Linked DNA regions of Homo sapiens: region 1 is linked to region 2. Evidence: chromatin loops called from intact Hi-C (ENCODE). Cell type or tissue: thyroid gland. All regions are shown on one strand. Links, peaks and the distances in the headings refer to the core of each region. The heading gives the core; the rest is flanking DNA.

Region 1 (5,002 bases), core at 558-4,557, 350 kb before region 2:
GATAAAAGCCATATTGGAGTGGGCTCAAAGGAGAGTGAAATAAGTGTAGAATAGAAATGGAATCATACTCCACAGTCCCATTTTATTGCTAAGCTTTTAATGGTACAGTGGTGTAACTAAAACATCAACAGTCTTATTTTTTAAGGTCAAAAGATACAAATCAAACAATAGTTTCTTTTGACTATTACCCTCAATTTCAGATGTCACCACTATTATCATGTTGGTTTGTATCTTTCCAAATCTTTTCCTAAGCTTTTGTATCCATATAAAAGTGTAGTAGTGTGGCCCCTTTTGTTTGCTGTTGTTATTTACATGAATGGTATCACACCGAATCTGTTGTTCCACTTGCTTTTTCGCTTAATAGGCCTTGAAAATTTTTACCAGTAAATACAGGTAAAAATTCTTTGTAATTGTTGCATAATAGCACATAGTACAGATGTACAATTATTTATTTAAAGATTCCCCAACTGATGCATAAAATTGTTCCTAGATATTTATTTCCACAGTGTTACAGTAAGCCGCCTCCTCTTTGTGTACACACCGAGTATTGCTGTAAGACAAATGCCAAGAAAGTGGTATTGTTGAGTGAAAAGTTACACATTTTAATCATCACCTTCCTAAAGAGCTGACCCAAAGTATGCGTCCATCAAAAGGGTTGTTGAGACCACCCTTTTCCTACTCTTTCCTATATTTGATATTGTCATTCTTTTAAATTTTTGACAGTCTGTTAGGTGGAAATGATTATTATTTTATTTCTTAATTATTAAGATTATTGCCGAGGTTGAGCAACTTGATACCAATAATATGTTTTTTTGGTCACTCGATTATCTTCTTTGAATTCAGCAAACAGTGTTCATATCTTTTTCCCATTTTTCCATTGAGTTGTCTTTTCTTTCTTGATGTTTATTTTTTGGCAGCTTTTTACATATCTGTAATACTTCTTTGAATGTTGTATATGTTGCAGATTGCTCCTCCCAGTTTGTCTTTTACATTTGCTTGTGGTCATTTTTGTTAAATATAATTTTAAATTTGATGTAAGTAAATCTTTTCCTTGTGATTCTCACATTTTGTGGTTTAAAAAGTATTTCCCTAATTCAATAATATATGTATATTTTCCTACATTTTCTTCTAAAACTTCTAGAATTTTACTATTTATCTTTAGCACCTAAATCAATATGGACTTTATTTTTGTGAATGGCTTAAGAAAATAACCATCCTTTTCCCCCAAATTTTGTCTCTATACTACTCCTTAACCAGTCCAACCTTTCCACTCTGCTTTGAAATGGTGTCTTTATCCTATACTAAATTATCAAATATATATTGTGTATATATTTCATGTGTGTACATACACACATGTGAATATTCTGTTCCACTGAACTATTGGTATTTTCCTATACCAATATCACACTATCTTAATTTCTATGGTTTTACATATTTAATATATGATAAATGAATTTCTCCCCTCCTTATTCTTTTTCAAAATATTATTCCCAGTTATTCTTGGGCACTTGTTCTTCCAAAAGTATTTTAGAATCAAAATTCCATTGAAAACTCCCACCAAAACTACATTGACTATGTAGATTAATTTGTGAATAATTGATACCTTTTTAATATTAAATCTTTTAATATTAAGTCTTGTTTTTCAGGAACCTAGTGTACCTCTCCATTTTGTTTCTGATCTTCATATATATATATATAGTATATACTATATATATGAGCCTCATAAAGTTCTTATTAGTCTATGCTAGGTGTTTTATAGTCTTTCATTGATGTAGCCAACCATTGGGGTCTTTTTTTCTTTCTCTTTTTGAGACGAAGTCTCGCTCTGTCGCCAGGCTGGAGTGGAGTGGCGCGATCTCGGCCCACTGTAACCTCCGCCTCCCAGGTTCAAGCGATTCTCTTGCCTCAGCTTCCCGAGTAGCTGGGATTACAGGCATGAGCCACCATGCCCAGCTAATTTTTGTATTTTTTTTTTTTTAGTAGAGATGGGGTTTCACCACGTTGGCCAGGATGGTCTCAGTCTCCTGACCTTTCCTGACCTCATGATCTGCCCGCCTCGGCCTCCCAAAGTCCTGGGATTCCAGGCGTGAGCCACTACAGCCGGCGAGAATCTTTTTTTCTATTGTATTTTCTAATTGGTTATTGTCAATCAGTAGGAAAACTATTGATTTCTATGTATCAATCTTGTATCTGACCCCCTTGCCGTACTTCCTTATTCATCATAGTAGTTTGTCAGTTGAGGGTCTAGTGGACAATTACATTTCGTGTGAATAGTGGCAGTTTTATCTATTCTCTATTGTTTTTACTTAGCAGTTGTTATGGTCTAAATATTTGTGTTCCCCCAAAGTTCACATATTGAAATCTGATCACTAATGTGATAGTATTAAGAAATGGAGCCTTTTGGAGATAATTAGGTCATGAGGATGCAGCTGTCATGAATGGGATTAGTGCCCTTGTAAAAGAGGGCCCAGAAAGCTAGTTCATTCCTTCTACCATGTGAGGACACAGCTAGAAGGCACCATCTATGAACCAGGAAATGGGCACTTACCAGACACCAAATCTACCGGCACCTTGATCTTGGACTTCTCAGCTTCCAGAACTGTGCACATAGATTTCTGTTGTTTATATAAGGTACTCAGTTTATGATAATTTGTTATAGCAACCCAAACAACCTAAGACAGAAAATTGGTACCAAGATGTGGGGATGATAAACCAAAAAGTATCTGAGACAGGTTTCAATCAATTTAGAAAATTGTTTTGCCATGGTTAAGCACATGCCCAGAAGAGAAGTAAGACAGAGTCACTGAAATGGTCTTTGCCTTCCTCCAAAGATGATTTTGAGGGCTTCAGTATTTAAAGGGGAAAAGCAGGTCAGAAGGAAAGGAGGAACGAAGTGGTAATCCACGTGTTGCAGGAGAAAACGAGCAGGTAGGGGAATAGTCAATTCTGTATTCATCTGGCCCTCAGTAAATCAGCACTTTAAATAAGATAAAACGAACATAGAGTACCTACCCATGGAGATATTTAACCTTTTATCTGTAGCTGTCTGCTTAGGAACAAAAGGAAAAGTGGTTTCTTGCATGACTCAGATTTTAGCTTTATTTTTTCCTTGTGGCATGGTGAATTGTGTTCCTGAGTTTTTATTTTTCATTCACATTTCTTCTCCCTTTTCTTTTAAAGATGTTTCATCTTTCTGAAACACACCAAATAATAATAATAAATAAAATTTTAAAGATAAAATTTTTCAGAGAAAGCATTTTAGAAAATAATGAGTCTGGTCTCAGGTTGTTTCTGATCTTTCATGGCTAAAATGGTTTTAGCAGTTTGTGAAGTCTCATGTCCTATGAAGAAAAAATAGGAGGAGGAAGGGAGAAAAACAACAGCAAACAGAAGAACAATCCTGGAAAACTGCTATAGGCCACATTACTCTGAAGTCCATACATCACTAGGCAGGTATGAAAGTGGCTTATGTATGTAAATAGGTTGTTGTTATTTTCTTCTGAAGTTTAAGTTTTCTAGCTTCAGTTTGCAGGGCTTTACAAAAGCACAGCTTAGTTTTCAGTGACTCCAAATTGGGGAAAATGGGGGAAGAAAGAAGGAAAAAAAATTGAAAACATTATTTTGAAGATTTGTAACCAAGAAAAATTAGAATTCAGTCCAAACTGTAGAAAATAATAAAAATTGAAAAACATTAGTCAAGACAAGAATCTAACAACAAGTATACTATAGGTTTTGAAACATAATTTTTCTCTCTCCAGTTTCCCATTTTTACTAAAGACAAATTGTGGTAGGACTGGTTTGCTTTATTATACTTGGCCTAATCATTTGTATACAGTGCAGTAAAAAAAAAGTAATTATTTTTACATAGGCTTTTAAATTGGCTTTGATGGAATTTTGTTCTATAGAAAGAATCTCAGATAAGACTTTTTTAAAGTTGAGCCCAGCCATTGATTTGTACCATCAAATACCTATGAGTTGGGTGATCCTCTCTCCTCTTGAAGTTCCAAGATAAAAGTTGGGGCTCCTAGGCCTGTCAGAAAGTGACATTCTTTACTTACCACAGGTCAGGAACCCTGTACAGGGACTGTATGGACAAGTATGAGGCCAGTTTTCCCAAAGGGCTTTTATTGGATCCATAAGTCAGATTTGATTCCTTAAGGAAAGCACACCATTCCAGTCAAAGCCTTGATAAAATAACCATTTTCTCCAATTGTGTTCTGTCATGAATGAAAACAGATTCTTATTGCACTTATACAAATAACTGTATTGCTATAAGTTAAGAATACTCACAAATAGTTTCTAAATTCTGGAGAAATCAGGTAGAGAGAAAACAAATACACTCCAAATTTTGTTCTTAGGAGTACACTTTACTCAATTGTTAAAAGCTGTAAATAGCTTAAAAGTTTTCTTGAGTCTGAAAAACAAAACAAAGGATCAGCAACGTTTTAAGCAAAAAGTTAAAAACATTGCTTCAGACTTCTATTAGTTTAGTCTATGCAGTTAATTCCTGTTCTGCTTGATATTCTTGAATATTTCAGCTCTCCATGAGTCCTGAAAGCTTTTCCTCTATTCTGATGTCATAGTCTCTGAAGTTATCAGAAACCTGCATTTGAGAACACCTGTTAAGAGTTTTATAACTGATTATAAATCCACCTTCTAAAGTGCACCAAAACAAGATAACAATTGTCTGGGGACGACAAAAAGTTTTAGGGCAGCCATAGTCAAAGACACAATTGACAAGAAAATTTGTTACCTCTGTGGTACACAATAATTTAACATAATTATAATTATTACTGATAATGTACATTAACTCATATCAAAATTATAGGAGTTTCCCATAATTTTAGAACACATACTAATAACATATTTATACAAATACAGGCCAAAGAAAACCAAACATCATTTTATATTTGACAGTGCTTCCTGTATAATTTTTATACCAAATAAGCCAAATATGTCATTTTTGTACTTTAAGGAACCTAATATCTTAAAGGATTAATTA
Region 2 (5,002 bases), core at 420-4,419:
ATTGATTCTCTGATTCTCATACCACACTGGTAATAGCTGCCATGTGAAATATTCTTACTGGAAGCCATGGGAAGTTTTAAATCTCTCCAGATTCCTGCACATTGCTTGCATTAATTAATACATATACCTGTGTATATCCATATATACAAAGTTAATGCATTTTTTTCTAAACATTTTTTGAAATTTATTTTCAATTTTAAAGACAATATATGCTTATTAAAGAAAATGTGAGGGGAACGTTAAAAAAGATTACCCATAGTTCTAACACCCATAGTTCTAACATCTATAGTTAGCACATTTGAGTGTACTTCTCTATATTTTCTTTCAGGGTGTTTAAAAAAGTACTTGTGATCATATGCTGTATAACCATATTTTCACCAAGTCAAATCCACTTCCTTTAAAGGCAGAGCCCAATAATGTGCTTTGCTCATCCTTGTCATTCAGCTCCCTGCTCCGAGTGACAGGTTCTCAGAGAAATCAGATGCAACTATGTCCTTAGCGTGCAGATGGCTCATGAGGGTGTCATGTGTTTGGAGCCAGGCCCTGGCAGGGAGTGACCAGTGCCCGGGGTGCCAGACACATGGAAGATGATTTACATCAACAGGCAGTTCCCTCTGTGCATATTCTTTTTATTTTCAGTACTAACATCTGTGTGAAGGGCCAACCCCTGTCCCCCACTAACTTATATTTATATCCACAAATTTCTTATGGGAATCAACACTCCCTTATTCTCTGCTCTTCATAGAGGGCTGCAATGCTGGCAAAGTGTAGGCATCAGGACCCTCTCCAAGGCCCTGAGAGGGGTTCTACAAAATGTTCAGATGGTTATACGTTTTTGCAAAATTTGCAAAAATAAAAAACTTGAATCACAATTGGTTAAGACTGCTACATCTTTCCACTCTGCCCCATCCCCGAACCCAACACACATATACTTTCCTTTATGCAGGGTGGTGCTGAGTGGTCATGTGAGAGCATTTTATTGTTATGATTTTTTTTTTTTAACAGAGCCTGAAAAATTGTGTAAGTTCCAGGACTTAAAAACCTGGATATACCTCTTTGTCTCTGAATTGCAAATATATACATAATATATTTTTAATATAAATATATATCTGTGGTATTTATATATATATATTAACAGCTTTTTCAATTGCTTTGTACTGTGAACATAATTTATTATTTGCTAGCCTTATTTGTTAAGTCAGAGGAAATTTCAGAGCCATGAGGGTTACAGAATGAGAGGATTTCTAATGAGCTCAATGTGTTCTAAATGGTTTTATGTGATTCCCAGGTTTGCTTCATCAGAATCCATAGGTTCTCAAGTGGCGCTCCTCCTTGTGCTCGCAGAACCCCGCTTATTGACTCTACAGATACTTTTTGCAGAAAATGGCTGCCTCTTTGCTGTCTACTGTGACTCTTCAACTAGGAAAGAACCAAATAGATTTAACCTACTCAACTCGACACTTCTGAACAAAAAAGAATGCAGAATATATAGCACCAACCAGGTGAGTGTTCCACTCTATAAAAGACTGTGCTGCTCTCTGAATGTTTATTCATTTTACTTGTTGATCAGAGGAATTTATCCTTCTTTTAAAAAAACTTTTGAAATTTTAAAATCAAATCAGTGCCTGCTGTAGCAGCCAGGAAAATATGATCTTCAGATGTCCCTTTAAGAGGACCTGCGGCCGGGCGCGGTGGCTCATGCCTGTAATCCCAGCACTTTGGGAGGCCAAGGCAGGCGGATCATGAGATCAGGAGATCGAGACCATCCTGGCTAACACGGTGAAACCCCATCTCCACTAAAAATACAAAAATAAATAGATAAATTAGCCGGGAGTGGTGGCGGGCGCCTGTAGTCCCAGCTACTCGGGAGGCTGAGGCAGGAGAATGGAGTGAACCTGGGAGGTGGAACTTGTAGTGAGCCGAGATCGCGCCACTGCACTCCAGCCTGGGCGACAGAGCGAGACTCCGTCTCAAAAAACAACAACAAAAACAAAAAAAAACCTGCTGTGGGGCACATAGCAGAATGACAGCCCCTAGCTGCCACATCTTTGGATATACTGCGGCATTCATGCTGAGCCATAGCCCTCTGGGCTGCTCCCAGCCAATGACTGAACACTGAAGTGGTGCTAGGATGCCAGCGCAGGCCCATCCTCCCTGACACAGAACTCTGCTAGTGGGCAACTTTTGCTTAGACACTCCCTATCAGCTCGGCAAGTCTTTCTCAGAACTGCTCTGGGTTCCCAGGCTTTTCCTATCCAGCCTTTCCTTGCCCTTCTCTCTTCACAGGTGGCAGACCTGATCTCAATCCCAGCTTTCTCCCTGTCCACTCCTGCTTCCTCCTCCCTTTATCCTTCACAGGCTAAGCATTAAACATCAAGTAAGTAAACATCAGGTCCCATCTAAGCATCGGCTTCTATGAGCATCTGAACGGACATACGTACTCACTGTTAAAAATGAGCAAATCCAGAAGGGCATATACGAAGAAGCCACAGTTCCTCCCCTTATTCTCTCCTGCCCTGCATTTCCTCACATGAGGAAACACTTTAAACAGTTTCTCTTATAGCTCTTTGACAGTTAGTTCCATACTCCTAAAATAAGTTTATGCCATGCTTATTATTTATTTGATATATATTTTAGATATTTGTTATATACACATAAATATATGTAATATATTTGTTATCTTTTTCCATAATATGTTTATGCCATGTCTTTCTTTTCTTTTTTAACCATTGAAGTATAATGGACACAAAATAAACTGTTTATTTTTAATGTGAGCAGTCTGATGAATTTTGACATTTATATATGCCACAATCAAGCTATTAAAAAGGGCAAGGGGAAACTTTTCAGGGGTGAGCATATTCATCATCCCTGAAAGTTTCCTCATGCTCCTTTTAATACCCCCACCACCTCTCTCCATACTCTCTGATCTGTTTTCTGTCACTATAAGTTAGTTTTCATTTTTCAATTTTAAATAAATGGAATCTTATAGTATGTGGTATTGTTTTTCTGGCTTCTTTCGCTCAGCATAATTAATCTGAGATTCAACCATGTAGTTGCATGTACCTAATTCATTCTTTTTTGTTACTAATATATCTCATTGTATAGATACAGCATGATTTGTTTATTCATTCATCTTTTGGTGGACATTTGGGTTGTTTCCAGTATGGGGCTATCACAAATAAAGTTGCGATGAACATTTTTACACAAATGTTTGTATAGATTTACATTTTCTTTTCTCTTTCCTTTCTCAGAGATCATTGTTCTTCATCATGGGGCGTCCAAAGTCCTGAGCGCCGTTGTTTCATATATTTTATCTGGTATTTTAGTTGTTTCAGGCAGGACGGTAAATCTAATCCTTCTTACTCCATTCGACTGGAAGTGGAATTATCACATACCTCTTTAGCTAATCGTAGTCTCCCTTTGAGTGATCCAATACCACTTCATGTGTAGTGTATGAACCCCCAGTATGCCTATTTTTTCCCTCCCAGCCTTTGTGCTATGATTGTCATACATTTTGCTTTTACTTGTTATAAACTCTTCAATACATTATTACTTTCCTGTTTCTTTAGTCAACAAGTTTAGACATTATCTGCTGATTTCTATAATGTTGGCTATGGATTTAACTCACTTATCTTTCATCTTCCAAATCTGGCCTTTCTTTCCTCCACTTCCCCATAAATTGCCACTAGTTTTAGATTTTTTCTGCTATTAACCGTTACCTGTGTAACTACAAAAAATACACTCACATCCTTACTTCTAATTCCATCAACCATTTGACAATACCTCTTAATTCTTTGATTTGTGAGGTGAAAGTATGAAAGCCCTTACCCTTTCCTTCATTTCTTGATTCCTCCTAATCTCAACCAAATGCTTAATTTTAACTTATGTTTTCAAGAAAAAAGAAAACAAAAAACATGAACCTCATTCTGCAACTACCCCTAAGTCTTCCTTTTTAGGCTAACCCCGTGGGTTGATTCTAAGAGTTGAAAATTGATCAGCAGTGATTACATTATGACTATGTAAAGATTGTTCACTTCTTAGCTGCATAAGATACTATGATTTTATATCTTTTTTTCATAGCTTTGTGATTTTCTTGGAATTTCTAATTATTTCCTCCTCTCCATCCCCATCTTTTGCATTACTGTGATTTTTTTTACAACTTGATATTTCAATTTCTTAAAGATAGCACCAAATCTGTGGATTACTTCAGCTCATATACATTTTTTTTTCCAGATACCTGCCTTTTAAAACCCTTGTCCCGCCAGCTCCAAGCTGGACTTTTCTTCTCTAGATTTATTGAAAAGCTAAAATGGAAGAGACAATTAAGCCATGTCTTCCTTCCATTTTTCTCTCGTTTGGCTTGTTTCTTTAACTCCCTATTTTTCTCTTTTTTGGTTTACTCTCTTGTTTTATTGGAACACATCCTTGAATCACTTCTATAAGAAAGGTATATGGGAGGTAAACTTACTAAGTCCTTCCATGACTTAGAATAACTTTATTCTACTCTCCAATTATACTGATAATTTGATTGAATGTTGACTTTTTCATTTAAAATCATTTTTCCTCAGAACTTTGAAGGCAATGTTTCATTGTCTTCTAGAATTCAGTATTGCTGAAAAGTTAGATGACAATCTGATTTTTTGGGAAAAAAAGGCAATTTTTTTTTTGCTTTGAATGTTTTTTGGATTAAAAAATCTTTGATATTCTTAAATTTCACCATTCTGTGACTGAATATGGGTCATTTTTCATTCATTTTGTGTAGTATTCTAGTATTTTCTTCCTCCTTTTTTTCTTCAGTCTAAAGACTCAGGTCTTTCAGCTCTGATAAATTCCCTTTTAAAAATTTGTTTGTATTCTCTCATTGTGTTTGTTTTTTTTGGAGCTTCTACTCACTGGACATTAGCCTCCTGGATTTGTACATTACAATTTAGGCTTTTTTTCACATTTTTAAACTACTTGTATTTTCTACTTTCTTGGAGATTTCCTTGATTTTATCTTTTAA

What was found. Hi-C counts contacts between places; a loop is a spot of excess contacts. Peaks named below come from ENCODE experiments on the same cell type or tissue, not always from the same donor. Only the 100,000 strongest peaks of a DNase experiment are listed, where the experiment ranks them.
Region 1: a loop joins it to region 2, with 5 times the contacts of the local background. A loop is called at or near these places in 1 of 110 quality-filtered maps.

What each region holds. Positions count from the first base shown.
Region 1 is chr3:150,692,474-150,697,475 of GRCh38, reverse strand. All of the region lies in intron 3 of ERICH6 (glutamate rich 6), which reads left to right. Among named protein-coding and RNA genes, the nearest start is that of ERICH6-AS1, 8.6 kb to the left of the region's middle. In thyroid gland, for the core only: no CTCF peak of the experiment used is centred there; no DNase peak of the experiment used is centred there.
Region 2 is chr3:150,337,606-150,342,607 of GRCh38, reverse strand. The region is part of intron 1 of LOC107986141 (a long non-coding RNA gene); the gene reads right to left. It overlaps LOC107986142 (a long non-coding RNA gene), which reads left to right. Exons shown (of 3, transcript XR_001740959.3): 2 at 1-1,502; 3 at 2,287-2,991. Among named protein-coding and RNA genes, the nearest start is that of LINC01214, 16 kb to the right of the region's middle. In thyroid gland, for the core only: no CTCF peak of the experiment used is centred there; a DNase peak (open chromatin) is centred at 2,137.